Regions from separate parts of the Homo sapiens genome. Here region 1 is linked to region 2. Evidence: read pairs that join two places in POLR2A ChIA-PET (ENCODE). Cell type or tissue: GM12878. All regions are shown on one strand. Each heading gives the region's core, and the rest is flanking DNA. Links, peaks and the distances in the headings are about the cores only.

Region 1 (5,369 bases), core at 75-5,074, 130 kb after region 2:
TGGCACAGCCCTGGCTGGAAGAGTAATGCCATTTGGTCAAGCAACAAGCATTTTCAACTCTCCCTCCCCACTTAAGACATATTAAGGGCTGGGTGCAGTGGCTCACACCTGTAATCCCAGCACTTTGGGAGGCCGAGGTGGGTGGATCATGAGGTCAGGAGATCGAGACCATCCTAGCTAACATGGTGAAACCCCGTCTCTACTAAAAATACAAAAAAATTAGCCAGGCATGGTAGCGGGCACCTGTAGTCCCAGCTACTCGGGAGGCTGAGGCAGGAGAATGTCGTGAAGCCAGGAGGTGGAGCTTGCAGTGAGCCGAGATTGCGCCACTGCACTCCAGCCTGGGCGACAGAGCGAGACTCCGTCTCAAAAATAAATAAATAAAATAAAATAAAATACAAATACTTGCTAGTACTTTTCATTATACTGTCTAGGGAGGCAATTACTTTGAAAATCAAGGTAAATGCCAAGCACAGTGGCTCACATCTGTATTCCCAGCACTTTGGGAGGCCGAGGAAGGAGGATCATTTCAGGTCAAGAGTTCAAGACCAGACTGGGCAACATGGTGAAACCCCATCTCTACTAAAAATATAAAAATTAGGCCGGGCACGGTGGCTCATGCCTGTAATCCCAGCACTTTGGGAGGCTGAGGTGGGCAGATCACGAGGTCAAGAGATCGAGACCATCCTGGCTAACATGGTGAAACCCCATCTCTACGAAAAATACAAAAAACTAGCCAGGCGTGGTGGCAGGCACCTGTAGTCCCAGCTACTTAGGAGGCTGAGGCAGGATAATGGCGTGAACCTGGGAGGCGGAGCTTGCAGTGAGCCAAGATCTCGCCACTGCACTCCAGCCTGGGTGACAGAGCGAGACTGTCTCAAAAAATAATAAAAAATAGAGTGCCTGCGATTGCAGGCGCGCGCCGCCACGCCTGAATGGTTTTCGTTTTTTTTTGGTGGAGACGGGGTTTTGCTGTGTTGGCCGGGCTGGTCTCCAGCTCCTAACCGCGAGTGATCCGCCAGCCTCGGCCTCCCGAGGTGCCGGGATTGCAGACGGAGTCTCGTTCACTCAGTGCTCAATGGTGCCCAGGCTGGAGTGCAGTGGCGTGATCTCGGCTCGCTACAACCACCTCCCAGCCGCCTGCCTTGGCCTCCCAAAGTGCCGAGATTGCAGCCTCTGCCCGGCCGCCACCCCGTCTGGGAAGTGAGGAGCGTCTCTGCCTGGCCGCCCATCGTCTGGGATATGAGGAGCCCCTCTGCCTGGCTGCCCAGTCTGGAAAGTGAGGAGCGTCTCTGCCCAGCCGCCATCCCATCTAGGAAGCGAGGAGCGCCTCTTCCCCGCCGCCATCCCATCTAGGAAGTGAGCAGCGTCTCTGCCCGGCCGCCCATCGTCTGAGATGTGGGGAGCACCTCTGCCCCGCCGCCCTGTCTGGGATGTGAGGAGCGCCTCTGCCCGGCCGCCCCGTCTGAGAAGTGAGGAAACCCTCTGCCTGGCAACCGCCCCGTCTGAGAAGTGAGGAGCCCCTCCGTCCAGCAGCCACCCCGTCTGGGAAGTGAGGAGCGTCTCCGCCCGGCCAGTCGCCCCGTCCAGGAGGGAGGTGGGGGGGTCAGCCCCCCGCCCGGCCAGCCGCCCCGTCCGGGAGGGAGGTGTGGGGTCAGCCCCCCGCCCGGCCAGCCGCCCAGTCCGGGAGGGGGGAGGGGGGGGTCAGCCCCCCGCCTGGCCAGCCGCCCCGTCCGGGAGGTGAGGGGCGCCTCTGCCCGGCCGCCCCTACTGGGAAGTGAGGAGCCCCTCTGCCCGGCCAGCCGCCCCGTCCGGGAGGGAGGTGGGGGGGTCAGCCCCCCGCCCGGCCGGCCGCCCCGTCCGGGAGGTGAGGGGCGCCTCTGCCCGGCCGCCCCTACTGGGAAGTGAGGACCCCTCTGCCCGGCCAGCCGCCCCGTCCGGGAGGGAGGTGGGGGGGTCAGCCCCCCGCCCAGCCAGCCGCCCCATCCGGGAGGTGAGGGGCACTTCTGCCCGGCCGCCCCTACTGGGAAGTGAGGAGCCCCTCTGCCCGGCCACGACCCCGTCTGGGAGGTGTGCCCAGCGGCTCATTGGGGATGGGCCATGATGACAATGGCGGTTTTGTGGAATAGAAAGGCGGGAAGGGTGGGGAAAAAATTGAGAAATCGGATGGTTGCCGGGTCTGTGTGGATAGAAGTAGACATGGGAGACTTTTCATTTTGTTCTGTACTAAGAAAAATTCTTCTGCCTTGGGATCCTGTTGATCTGTGACCTTATCCCCAACCCTGTGCTCTCTGAAACATGTGCTGTGTCCACTCAGGGTTAAATGGATTAAGGGCGGTGCAAGATGTGCTTTGTTAAACAGATGCTTGAAGGCAGCATGCTCGTTAAGAGGCATCACCACTCCCTAATCTCAAGTACCCAGGGACACAAACACTGCGGAAGGCCGCAGGGTCCTCTGCCTAGGAAAACCAGAGACCTTTGTTCACTTGTTTATCTGCTGACCTTCCCTCCACTATTGTCCTATGACCCTGCCAAATCCCCCTCTGCGAGAAACACCCAAGAATGATCAATAAAAAAATAAATAAATAAATAAATAATAATAATAATAAATAAAATAAAAATAAAAATTAGTCAGAGATGGTGGCACGTGCCTGTAGTCCCAGCTACCCGGGAGGTTGAAGTGGGAGGATGGCTTGAGCTCAGAAGGTGGAGTTTGCAGTGAAATTGTGCCACTACCACTGCATTCCAGCCTGGGCAATAGAGCCAGACCCTGTCTCAAAAAAGAAAATCAAGGTAACTTATGGAGGGTGGAGCTGTGTTTAGAGTGGCATATAGAGGGAGTCCCAGCATAATTTATACTTCTCAAACTCTGGTTACCAAGTGCTCACCTGAGCTCTACATTTGTCTTACATAGTTTTCTGTAAAAGATGTAGAAGAGTAGGCTGGGTACAGTGGCTCACGCCTGTAATCCCAGCACTTTGGGAGGTGGATCACTTGAGGTCAGGAGTTCGAGACCAGCCTGGCCAACATAGTGAAACCCTGTCTCTACTAAAAATACAAAAATTGGCCAGGAGTGGTGGCGGCCTTCTGTAATCGCAGCTACTCAGGAGGCTGAGGTTGCAGCGAGCTGAGATTGTGCTACTGCACTCCAGCCTGGGCGACAGAGCAAGACTGTCTCAAAAAGAAAAAAAACCTCCCACTTGAGCCTCCTAAAGATTACAGACATGAGCCACTGCACCTGGCCTCCCATATCTTCTTAGATACAAGGGAGGGGGCAAATCTGGGTTTTTTTTTTATTTTTTTGAGACAGGGTCTGTCACCCAGGTTGGGCTGGAGAGTGGTGGCACAATTATGGCTCACTGCAATCTCCACCTCCCAGGATCAAGCCATCCTCCCACCTCAGCCTCCATATCTGGCAAATTTTTAAAATCTCTTCGTAGAGACAGGGTTTCACCATGTTGTCCAGGCTGGCCTGGAACTTCTGGGCTCAAGTGATCCACCTGCCTTGGCCTCCCGAAGTGCTGGGATTCCAGGTGTGAGCCACCACAGCTGGACATATTTTGGCATTTTTAAATGGTTACACAGGGGTGTTCACTTTGATAATTCAATAATCTATACACTAATAATCTTCATTTTTCTGTCACAATTAAGTTTATTTCTTCCTCCCTAAGCTGTTACTCTTACTGCACATTGCCTTTGTCACAGCACCACCTAGTGGTAATTAACAGCACTTTCTTCCAATAATTCAGTAATCTATTACGCTAATAATCTGCATACTTTTCTGTCACAATTCATTAAGTTTCTTTCTTTCTCCTTAAGCTATTACTCTTGTTGCACATTTCCTTTGTTACAGCAACACCTAGTGGGAATTAACAGCACTAACTTCTCCCACCGGCTGAACTTCCAAGTGGACTGGAGAAAACTCATGAGGAATTTAAAAGATCACCTAATCTAATATACGGCACAGTACAGTCTTAACCTATTCCCAGCACTTAATCTGCAGATGTTTGGCCAGGCACGGTGGCTCACGCCTGTAATCCCAGCACTTTGAGGGGCCGAGGCAGGCGGATCACGAGGTCAGATCGAGACCATCCTGGCTAACACGGTGAAACCCCGTCTCTACTAAAAATACAAAAAAAAATAGCCAGACTTGGTGGCGGGCGCCTGTAGTCCCAGCTACTCGGGAGGCTGAGGTAGGATGGTGTGAACCAGGGAGGCGGGGCTTGCAGTGAGCAGAGATCGCGCCACTGCACTCCAGCCTGGGTGACAGAGCGAGACTCCGTCTCAAAAAATAAAAATAATAAAAAATAATTTGCGGATGTTCAAGTAAGTTCAACTGGCTGGGTGCGGTGGCTCACGCCTGTAATTCCAGCACTCTGGAAGGCCGAGGTGGGGGGATCACTTGAAGTCAAGAGTTTGAGACCAGCCTGGCCAACATGGGGAAACCCGGTCTCTACTAAAAATACAAAAATTAGCTGGGCATGGTGGCGGGTGCCTGTAATCCCAGCTAGCGGGAGGCTGAGGCTGGAGAATGGCTTGAACCCAGGAGGCGGAGGTTGCAGTAAGCCGATATAGCACCACTGCATTCCAGCCTGGCACACAAGAGCAAAACTCCACCTCAAAAAATAAAAAAGACAGGAATCCATATAATCATCAAAGGCTCTTTCAAAAAGGTGAGGGAGGGGCAGCACATCTGCAAGATGAAGTTCTGGAGATTGATGCACAATGAGAATATAGAGCAGTCTTCCTGCAGTACCAATGATTGGTTCCATGACCCCCTTCAAATACCAAAATCCCCAGATGCTTAAACTCCTTATACAAAATGGTAGAGTATTTATACCTAAGATAACCTAGGCACATCCTTAGACTTTCAATCTTCACTGGATTACTTTTAATACCTAATGTACATGCTACATAGCTGTTACAACTGCAGTGTACAAGAAAATAAGTGACAAGAAAATATAGTATTTTGAAAATAAGAAAAATAAGTCTACATGTTCAATACACACACAACCATCCTTTTTGATTATTTTTGACCCAAAGTTGGTTGAATCCACAGATGCAAATCCCTTGGACAGAGGGCTAACTCTGTCACTATAGAAGTGTACACTTAAATGGTTAAGATGACCAATTTATGAGTCAAAAAGGAAGGGGGGGTCAGATACTTGTCAGTGTACGCCCTACATAATTACCTCAAATATTAAGCCCTTACCATGTGCCAAGCAATATAAACACCATGTGCAGCTCAGTCTAATTGAGAAGAAAACCAAATCATCACAGCACCTGCTAAGCCATCTGTGGAGCCAGGGTTATCTCATCAGCCAGGCTGCATCACCAGGAAGCAGCCACCTGATAACAGCTTTCCCTGG
Region 2 (5,369 bases), core at 161-5,160:
AGGCAGCGGACTCCAGAGTAGGAAGGCACTAGCAGGGCACCTGGAGAGAGTCCAGGCCTTCACTGAAGATGGCCTTGGGGAAAAAGAAAATATCAGAATCAAACTTATCCTGTTTTATTCTAGAAGCAAGTGAACAGATGTTGGAAGTAATCTAGGAAAAGCAGCCTCTGCCAAAAAGCAGAAACCAAAGCAGGAGGACAATGAAAAACAGACAGGGCAGCCCCACCCTGCCCATGTCAGGGAGGTGGGTTCCCAGTTCTCTAATGATGGGATGGTGACAGGACCTGCCCCTGTGGGCATAGTACGGTCCCTTGACATAGGGGGCATTGTAAGACCAGTCCAAAGAGGTCCTATTAAATGCTACCCTCCACACACACACTTTGTTCCAATATGGAACAGGGAGGAGGTGGCTTTGCATAAATATGTAAACCAGTCCTGGAAATCTGAGACTTCCTAGGCATGCTCCTTCCTCTGAGCCCCTGGTCAGCTGCAGATCCACACTGCCTTGCCTGGCCCAGTGCTACCCAAGAGGGAAGAAACCCGCATGGTCTGTGAAGGGACCTGGGCTGGAGGCTCTCCAGGCTGCCTGCTGCTTAATCACGTGCACCGACCCCAGGTGCCTGCACTTTTCCACACAGTCATCCCAGACACCCCTAATCATCTGCTCTCCTGCTGCCCCCTGCCCTCCAATCTCCCAGGCCTCTTCCCCACTCTCACTGTGGCTGACTGCCTTGCTTCCTGATTCACTGAGAGAGTGGACTCGATCAGCAATGAACTCCAGAGGCTCCACCACCACACCGACCAATCTCCTTGCATCTGCCTTCTCTCGATGGATAAAACCACGCACTCCTCAGAAGGTCGACCCCTGCTTATGTGGCTGGATTCCACCCCCTCAGCTACTCAAGGCCATGGCTGCGGCAGTCCCTCCATCTCCCCCGTATCTTCCACTGTTCTCTCATCTAGACCTTTCCCGTCAGCATACACACATTCTATCTCATAAAAACATTCTCAGTTTTTCTCTTCATCCCCTTTCCTTCCTTCCCTTTCCATCAGAACTCCTAAAAAAGGTGGTCTAGGCCAGGCATGGTAGCTCATGCTTGTAATCCCAGCACTTTGGGAGGGTGAGGTGGGAGGATCACTTGAGCCCAGGAGTTCGAGACCAGCCTGGGCAACATGGTGAGACCCCCATCTCTAAAAATAATTTTTAAAAAATTAGCTGGGCGTGGTGGCATGTGCCTGTGATCCCAACTACCTGGGGGCCTGAGGTGGGAAAATCACCTGAGCCTAGGAGATTGAGGCTGCAGTGAGCCATGATTGCGATTGCGCTGCTGCACTCCAATCTGGGGGACAGCAAGACCCTGTCTCAAAAAAAAAAAAGAGTGGTCCTTATCTTTGTCTCCAGTTCCTTCCTCCTGTTCTCTCTCAAGCTCACTTGAACCAGCATCCCACGTTTATCACTCCACTGAAACTCTTCAAGGTCACCAAGACCTCCACATTGCTAAATCCAGTAGCCAGTCCTCAATCCTGCTCTCCCTTACCAGTAGCAGCAGCAGGGAACCTGCCAACGGCCCCTCCTTGGTTTCACTTTCGTCACCTGCCTTCCAGAATACCACACAACTGTGCTCTTCCTCCCACCTCCCTAGAGGATCCTCCTGCCCTGATATGGGAGCTCCAGAGCTCAGTCCTTGGTCCTCTTTCTTCTCCCTCAAGCACCGTTTCCTTGACAGTGTCATCCAAGTTCAAGGCTTCAGATCCCTTCTCTATGCCTGTAACTCCCACATTTCCGGACCTCTCCCAGACCCCAGACTTGTGTATCCAACTGTGTGCCTGACATCTTTACTTGGATGCCTAAGACATCTGAAAATGAACGTGTCCAATCCTGAATTCTGATCTGCTCCCCAAAACCTACCCCTCTCGTCTTCCTCATGTCAGACAAGGGTGATGTCATCCTTCTAGGTGATCAAGCCAAAACATGGGGGTCATCCTTGACTCATCTCTTTGTCTCACAACCTACATTTAATTCATCAGAAAATCCTGTGGCTCTACCTCCAAAAGACACCACAGAATCTGACTACCTGTTACACGGCTCCTGCGGTCACTGTATCTGAGCCGCCATCACCTCTCCTCAGACTGCGGCATTCCCCCCCTGTCTTTACCGTATCCCCCAGGTCTAACTTAGAAGTCAAACAATGACACCTCTTTACTTAGAACTCTACAATGCCTTCCCATTTCAACTGGAGTAAAAGTCAAATTCCTACTGCAGGCTCTAGGCCCTCTGTGATTTAATCTCTGTGACCTCGTAGGCTCGTCTTTTACCTCTCCCAACCCCATCAATCACTGCCTCCATTCCAGCCACATTGGCCTCCTAGTGTGAACACACCAGGGGCCTTCACACCTGTCATCTGCTTCAGGCTTTTACTCAAACGTCAGCTTCCTTGACTCCTCTAAGTGGCAAGTGTCCTCGCTGACACCTCCTGGTCTCCTCTGTCTCTGAGGCTCTTTCTTTTGCCCATAGCATGTATCCCATCTAATACACCACTCCTTGTATTTGTTTTGCTTATTGTCTACCTCCCTCTACTAGAAAGTAAATTTCATGAAGGCAAAATTTTTCACCGCTGTGTCCCCAGGACTGTATGAAGTAATCACTCAGTATACATTTATTTAAAGCAGGAAGAAAGGAAGGAAGCAACGAATAGCGGAACCGATTGCTCTTCTGTCCTGGAGGGTTGAGCTGCCAGAGAGGGCAGTAGAAACCAGAGGCGTGTACCTTCACATGTAGCACGATGTTCCGGGTCCCATGCTGGGTGCTGGGGACATGGCCTCATGGAAGCAGACACACAAGCTGACATTCACAGAACTGACTGGTAAATGAGTGGATAGAGGCCTCGGGGAGCCCAGAGAAGAGCTTGGGTCCAGGCAGGGCTTCTGTGAGGAAGTGACACCTGAGCCGCGTCCTGAAGTCATACCTTGCCACTCTCCTCCCACTGCCCTCTAGCCCCACTGTGACTCTGAGTCAGCAATGATTCAGAAGAGCGCAGACTTGGGTGTCAGAACCTGGGTTTGCATATTGGTTTACATGCTGGGTGGCTTTGGGCAAGTCACTTCCTCTGGCCAACCTCAGTTTTCTCATCTGTAAAATGTGACAGCGGCTGGCCTAGAGCATCTCTTAAATTCCTTCCAACTTTAACATCCATCAAGCCATGGAGGTTTGCCACTCAGATCTTCCTTTAAGAGAGTGTAGAGCAGGAGTGTCGTTAGCAACAGATCCCAGCAGCAACACCCTGGGATCTACTGCTGTGTTCCTGACAAGGCCACTTTCTCCTTGGGCAGCCCTAGCCAATGACTCAGCTCAGTGGGAGAAGGAGGTCTGGCCGTTTCTGCCCAGCAGATGTCTCCTCTGTTTTTTGTTTGTTTGTTTGTTTTTGTTTTGTTTGTTTGTTTTTGAGCCAGAGTATCACTCTGTGGCCCAGGCTGGAGCACAATGGCACAATTTCAGCTCACTGCAACCTCCGCCTCCCAGGCTCAAGCGATCCTTCTGCCTCAGCCTCCCAAGTAGCTGGGACTACAGGTGTGAGCCACCACGCCCAGCCTCTAACAGCTAATTTGTGCTCTGGCCTCCCCACTGGGCTGGCTGAGGCTTTCTCGGAGCTGCAGTGCAGTCTGAGGCTCTTTCTACTTAATCCCTCCTTCCCTTCCACCTTTCCCAGATGGTAGGCCCACCTCATGGTCAGAGGGAGGCTTCCTGGAGGAGGAGACACGGGAGCTGTGCCTTCCAGGTTGACTTGGGTGTAGAGGGCCCAGCATGTGCTGCTGAGAGCCAAGAGAGGGGAGCCACTGAGGAGTTTTAATCAAGAGAATGCTGTGCTCAGATCTGAAATAGTGGGAAGTGGATAGGAGAGGGCAAGAGAGGAGGCAGGGAGAGCACCGAAGAGGCTGACATGATGGGCACTGGCCTTGGAGGTGATTATGGGAGCCACAGGGTCAAGGAGTGGATGGAAAAATGTTTAGATGTTCAGGAGATAGAAACTCCAGAGTTGGGAGCCTGGACACTCCAGTAGCTAGCTTGCTTTCTCTTTTTTTCTTTTGTTCTCTTCCTCCCCTCCTTCCTTCCTTCCTCCCTCCCTCCCTCCCTCCCTTTCTGTCACTCCATCACACAGGCTGGAGTGCAGTGGTGCAATCTCAGCTCACCTCAACTTCCACCTCCTGGGTTCAAGTGATTCTCATCCCTCAGCCTCCCGAGTGGCTGGAATTACAGGCGCGCGCCACCAGGCCCAGCTAATTTTTGTATTTTTAGTAGAGACGGGGTTTCACCATGTTGGTCAGACTGGTCTTGAACTCTTGACCTCAAGTGATCCGCCCGCCTCGGCCTCCCAAAGTGCTGGGCTTATAGGCGTGAGCCACCATGCCTGGCCTCCAGTAGCTTTAGAATTCCCTTCCCTGCATCTCTGTGACTGACGGGCTATAGGGGGTGATGTCTAGGATGTTGGGATCTGTCACAGAGATGGAGAATACTGAAGGAGCGGCTTTAGGGGGAATCGATGCAGTTTTGGACAGCATAGGAAAACAGCCTGTTGTATAATAAGGGTGACGCTGTGTCCGGAATTGGAGGGTTCTTGGTCTCACTGACTTCAAGAATGAAGCCTCGGACCCTCGCGTTGAGTGTTACAGAAGAGAACCTGGTGTTGGGGGGCAGGGGTGCTGGGGGAAAGAAGAGAACCCGGGAGGAAGCAGTAGATGGCACTTTGAATTTATAAAATTTCATTTGGTAAAGTTAACAAAAATAAAGGGGTCTGTTTTTATTACTGATGTGGCACCCTTCTCTCCCCCACTAAACTGAACACTCCTCAAGGGGAGGGGGCAGGGTCTGATTGCATTTTGCATCTCTAGTGCCAGCCTCAGGTCTGGCATGGACTGGGCCCTCAGCACAGGTTCCTGGAACTGAGTTATTCTAGGAAGCCAGGGTTCCTATCACCACCCCCATGGTACTGGCTGGTTGGGGTATTTCTAATTTTCGGCCCTGAACAGTGCCCATGGGTGCCTCTTAAGCACATGATGAGAGGGGCAGGTGTCTTCTCTCAACTCTCCTCTTCCTTCCCCCTCCCCTGCTGCTCCTGGAGATAAGGAGGCCCCTCTGTTCTGAGAGGGTGTCAGGGCTATGTTTTGAAGGAAACTCTATCAACTTAACTGGTAGCTGTTCCCAACAGTGGAGGGGCTCAAAAAAAAAGAGCGCCAGTAGGGAGGGGACCCACCTGCATGGGTCCTTCAGTGGCCTCACCTTCAGGGGATAAAACCACAGTGTGAAAGTGTAAAAATGTTTAGTACTTACACACCCTGGAGGGCACAACAGAGGTGTCTCTGTCTCTCTCTCA

The links. ChIA-PET counts read pairs that join two places held together with the same protein. Peaks named below come from ENCODE experiments on the same cell type or tissue, not always from the same donor. Only the 100,000 strongest peaks of a DNase experiment are listed, where the experiment ranks them.
Region 1: POLR2A ChIA-PET joins it to region 2 with 5 read pairs; 12 of 35 experiments call an interaction of 5 or more read pairs at or near these places.

What each region holds. Positions count from the first base shown.
Region 1 is chr11:75,406,407-75,411,775 of GRCh38, reverse strand. RPS3 (ribosomal protein S3) reads right to left here. Exons shown (of 7, transcript NM_001005.5): 7 at 4,869-5,369. Among named protein-coding and RNA genes, the nearest start is that of SNORD15B, 4.7 kb to the right of the region's middle. RefSeq lists an enhancer at 3,786-4,285 and silencers at 5,157-5,369, 5,177-5,369. In GM12878, for the core only: a CTCF peak has its summit at 3,705 (motif pointing left); no DNase peak of the experiment used is centred there.
Region 2 is chr11:75,534,921-75,540,289 of GRCh38, reverse strand. No RefSeq gene overlaps it. Among named protein-coding and RNA genes, the nearest start is that of GDPD5, 12 kb to the right of the region's middle. RefSeq lists enhancers at 2,539-2,608, 2,769-2,818, a silencer at 2,808-3,308 and a cis regulatory region at 4,880-5,369. In GM12878, for the core only: no CTCF peak of the experiment used is centred there; a DNase peak (open chromatin) is centred at 3,019; H3K27ac peaks cover 696 bases.